Regions from separate parts of the Homo sapiens genome. Here region 1 is linked to region 2. Evidence: chromatin loops called from intact Hi-C (ENCODE). Cell type or tissue: GM12878. All regions are shown on one strand.

Region 1 (2,500 bases), 190 kb before region 2:
GTCCAATTATATGTAGATTTTTTTCAAGCAAATTTCCATTGCAAATACAGTATTTATGAGATGCAAAACCTGCATGTATGGAGGGCTGACATTTCATATATGTGAGTTCCAGAGGGTGGACTTTGGAACTTGAGTGTGTGTGGATTTTGGTATATGTGGTGCAGGAGTGGCCCTGGATCCAATTCCCAGTATATGCCAAGGGATGACTGTGATTTTATCAGTTAAGATTAGGATGACTGCGTATAACAAAAAAAGAGACATCTATCTTATTTCTTGTTCGTTCTTACCGTATTGCCACATTGTCCAATATGGCTGCTAGAGATTCAGCCATTGCATCAGTATTACAGCTGGCAGGAGGAGAAAAGACCAAAAAGAATGTGCCCCTTCCCTGTAAGGACATTTCTGGGAAGTTACACATTGCACTTTCTCTTTGGCTAAAATTTAGTTCTATGGCCACAGCTAACTGCAAGAATGACAACCAGAAATATTGTCTTTTGGCTGAGCATAGTGTACCCAGCTAAGCTTTGGGGTTCTTATTTTTAGGAAGCAGAGGAAAATTACCAGATCATAACAAGGTGATGAGCATGGCCTCTAATCCTGCTTTTCTTTTCTTTCTTTTTCTTTAACGGGGTCTCACTATCTCACCTAGACTGGAGTACAATGGTGCAATCTCAGCTCACTGCAACCTCTGTCTCCTGGGCTCAAGCAATCCTCCCAGCTCAGCCTCTCGAGTAGCTGGGACCACAGGCACGTGCCACCATGCCTGGCTAATTTTTTATATTTTTCGTAGAGCCCAGGGTTTCGCTATTTGCCCAGGCTGGTCTTGAACTCCTGAGCTCAAGCAATCTGCCCATCTCAGCCTCCCAGAATGCTAGGATTACAGGTGTGAGCCATTGCACCAGCCTCTTTGCTTTTTTAATGTTTTAACTCTCAGCGTCTTTTAAAAACATCACTTAAAGTTACTTTAAAATTACACTAGAAATACACTTCCTTTTAGAAAAAATTAGGAAATATAGAAGACTAAAAAATAGGAAAAAACTACCTAAAATTGTCCACTATTAACATTTTTGGTGTATATCTGTTCAGACTTTTTCTGTTAATATGTAAATATTCATATTACTTATATATATAGAGTTTCAGTTTGGGATGATGAAAAGGTTCTGAGATGGATGTTGTTGGTTGCGCAAGACTGTGAATATAGGTAATGCTACTCAACTGTACACTTGAAAATGGTTTAAATGGTAAATTTTATGTATACTTTACTGCAATTTAAAAAACATTGATTGTTTACAAAAAGGAGATCAAACTCAACATATTATTTTCTAATCTGCTTTTTAGAGGTAAGAGAATACCTTTCCATGTAAAAATATATATGTTTGCAGCATGATTTTTGTGGCTGAATATTTATTTTATCCTTTAGGTGTACCACCTTTTATTGACAAGAGTGTTGAAGCAAATAAACAGGAGTGTTAGTTCTTTCCTTGTTAAGTGGATTCACAGAGAGCTTTGTGATGCATGAGAGAGGACCTGGGGAAATAACCAGATGATGGAAACTGAATACCCCCCTGGGACCTTACACTGTGTCTGCCTTGTTCAAGTGACTCTCTAAATAAACAGTTTTACTGCTCTGAGGACAATATAGTACCCTTTTGTTTTTTTCACATATAATTATTATTTTTAGTTCATCTAAAAGAATGTCCCAACTAAGTTAATGTTCTATTAGAGGACTCAGGGCAAAAGAGAGGGATAAAGGGAGAACATTGCCTCCTGAGAAATGATGCCTTCACACGAGGATCAGATGCCAGTGATGGCAGCAATGTCTGCAATTTCGATATTGCTAAGCCACTCTCAGGAAGGTTTTTCCTGATTGGAGGTCTGGCTCTCCCGTGAGATGGTGTTTCTCTTACAGCCAGAATGTTTGTCATTTTCCCATATCTTCACTGTCACAGGGTCATTGTCCTTCTAAGTCTTCCCTGCCACTTTTAGAACGTCATTTTTTCACCTACTATAAAATACTCTGCCTCTTTGTTATATGGGTAAACAAATTGCTACCTAGCTAAACTAAGTGTTATTTCTTTTCTGTGCTGTTATTGACATTTGTCCCCCAACTCCCTTCCACTTTACTCTTCATCTTATTTACAGGCATACCTTGGAGATATTGTGGGTTCAGTTCCAGACTGCTGCAATAAAGCAGTTATAGCAATAAAGTGGGCAACACAAAATTTTTTGTTTCCTAATGCATATAAAACTTATGTTTGCACTGTACGGTAGTCTACTAAGTGTATCATAGCATTATGTCTAAAAAATGTACAAGCCTTATTTTAAAAATATGGTTAAAAAATGTTAACAATCATCTGTGCCTTCAATGAGTTGTAATCTTTTTGCTGGTGGAGGGTCTTGCCTTGATGTTGATGGCTTCTGACTAAACAGGCTGGTGGTTGGTGAAAGTTGGGTAGCTATGGCAATTTCTTAAAATAAGACAACAATGAAGTTTGTTGAT
Region 2 (2,500 bases):
TCGTGATTTTCTTCCTCCTGCTAATCTTTTTAAGTGGTATTAAAGGAAGCTTCTTGCCAGGCAGTAATATTCCTCCATGAGCACACGATCTTTTTCCTTATTTGGCACTGGAATTTCATCAGGCTGTATTAGTCTGAGCGAAACATACTCTAGGAATACCTTTTTTTTTTTTTTTTGAGACAGAGTCTTACTCTGTCACCCAGGCTGGAGTGCAGTGGCGCCATCTCAGCTCACTGCAACCTCCGCCACCCGGGTTCAAGTGATTTTCCTGCCTCAGCCTCCTGAGGAGCTAGGACAACAGGCGTACGCCACCATGCCCAGCTAATTTTTGTATTTTTAGTAGAGACAGGATTTCACCATGTTGGCCAGGCTGGTCTCTAACTCCTGACCTGAGGTAATCACCTGCCTCAGCCTCCCAAAGTGCTAGGATTACAGGTGTGAGCCACCGCACCCAGCCAGGAATATCTTTAGAATAGTTCTATAGTTAGGAACGTTGAGACCAGGTAACAAGGGATTTATTCAATGGGATGACAATTTTTATACACCATGCCTGAAGCAAATAAAGGTGATCAGTATTTATATTGCAGTATTCAAATACTCTGGAGCCAAATAGATAGGACTACCTTAAAAATGTTCTTGTACATGTGGGTTTGATCTTAAAGATATTAGGGATGGTAACATACCATTCTATGTATATACATGACCAGGCCTTAGGTTACTTAAGGGTGATGGAATGACCATTGTGTGTGTCTTGTGTCTTGGTGGCCTTCAGTGAATTCTGCATGAGCTCTAGTAGTAACTGCCACTGCTGTAGTATCATGGAAAAAACACTGAACTTAAAATAGTTTTCTTACCTGTAACAAAATGGACAACAATCTCACAGAGTTTGTGTGAGAATTAAAGGAGAAAATACTTGGGAAGAAGTGCTTTGAAATCTCCATTGCACTCTGCAAAAGCAAGGAAATGCGCTTGTGATCAGTATCATGTTGACGTGGAGTGAGTTACTCCCCAGCTGTTCACGATATGGTCGCCCACAAAGAGCAAGTAGGTCACTTCACCAAACAGAATTCTGTATGTATTACAGAAACTCCCAGGCTGAGTCACCAAGTAAAATGAAGGGCAGTGTGCTCTATTTAAAATGTTCATTTCATTTTCGCATTCCATTCTTTACTAACAGAATGGTTTCACTTCATTTCCAGTCACTTTCATTTTCAGGTTGTCAAGCTTCACTTAGTGTCAGTTGTGTTCCCACACTCAAACATGTGCCTTGTCTTCCTTGATCTTCTCTCTGAGGATGTTTCTCTGACTAATGTGCTGTGGTCAGAACAAGAGCATTGCCACATGGTGCATTTCCTAGGTAGGCATGTCTAAAATCATTAAGTGGCCTAGCTCAGAACATTCTTTGTGACCCTTTCCCCTCCCCACCCAGTGCCTAGTGACTGATTTATCTGAATATAAGGCTACTTCCACTTTTAGTTCAAGGGCCTTGCTCCCTGCCTGCAAGAATCTCTCTAATCACATTGCCCTCCCTCCACCCGCTTTCCCCATTGAAACCAATGTTTGGAGAAGATAGAAGAATGAAAAGAACATCTCAGGTCCTGTTTTTGTACCACCTTCACTATTGTAGCACCTCTTTTGTGTTGCCAACTGAATATGGTATACATGGCTTTAAGGGGGAAAAAAGAAAAATAAAACATAAGAAAGTAGGAGAGCTCCTAGCTTTCTTAAATGAATTAAAGGCCTTAGGCCAGAGTGAATTATATTATAGATTGTAGACTAGATATGGTGGGGAAGGTTACTCAACAACTTGGTTGGGAAATAAATTAATATATAAAACCATCAGATATCAGAGCATAGTTGTGGAAAGTCACCTAAGGAAAGTCATTGTCTCTAGGCCAAAGACTGGCCTAGACGTAAGTAATGCACCAGTGTGTCAGAAAGGGGGTTGGTCGACATCAGAAGCACCCAGAGGCAAACACTGGTTGTGCCCTGTACCCACAGTAACTGTCCATAGAAATGTGAATGTTGGTAGTCTTCAAAGTTTCAGTGTCACTGGCAAGTCCTTCTTTGTTGGAAATTCAATTTAACATTCAAGTTCTATAGCAAATGCCTCCTATTATGATGTCTTGTGTTTACAGTTTGCCTCTGTAAGTAGAACCCTCTAAAGGGAAAAATGCTCTGGTCAGATTGTTATGGTCTGTATGACAGATACATAACTGTTGTAAATCAACACATTGGCATTCTCGTTTGCTCCACCAGTTTGTTGTGAACTTCGTCAGGGGAAGGCATCATGCCTAAGTCTATTCAACTCTGGGATACTGACAAGGTCAAATTTCTGTGCCTGCAAGGCTGGGACTGGACCCAAGCTGTACAGTTCATACAATGAAATAGTGCCATTTAGTAAAAAAGGGAGATAATATGGCACTTGGTTGGAAGTTTGGCTCTAGAATCTGATTGAACTGGGTTTGAATACTAGGTCAGCCACTTACATGCTGTATGA

What was found. A loop is a pair of places that touch in the nucleus more often than their neighbours do. Peaks named below come from ENCODE experiments on the same cell type or tissue, not always from the same donor. Only the 100,000 strongest peaks of a DNase experiment are listed, where the experiment ranks them.
Region 1: a loop joins it to region 2, with 2.5 times the contacts of the local background. A loop is called at or near these places in 1 of 110 quality-filtered maps.

The regions. Positions count from the first base shown.
Region 1 is chr14:68,019,506-68,022,005 of GRCh38, forward strand. The region is part of intron 7 of RAD51B (RAD51 paralog B); the gene reads left to right. Among named protein-coding and RNA genes, the nearest start is that of RAD51B, 200 kb to the left of the region's middle. In GM12878, no CTCF peak of the experiment used is centred here; DNase peaks (open chromatin) are centred at 1,556 and 1,956; H3K27ac peaks cover 1,280 bases.
Region 2 is chr14:68,209,802-68,212,301 of GRCh38, forward strand. All of the region lies in intron 7 of RAD51B (RAD51 paralog B), which reads left to right. Among named protein-coding and RNA genes, the nearest start is that of RAD51B, 390 kb to the left of the region's middle. RefSeq lists enhancers at 758-957, 1,128-1,407. In GM12878, no CTCF peak of the experiment used is centred here; a DNase peak (open chromatin) is centred at 1,250; H3K4me3 peaks cover 612 bases; H3K27ac peaks cover 2,416 bases.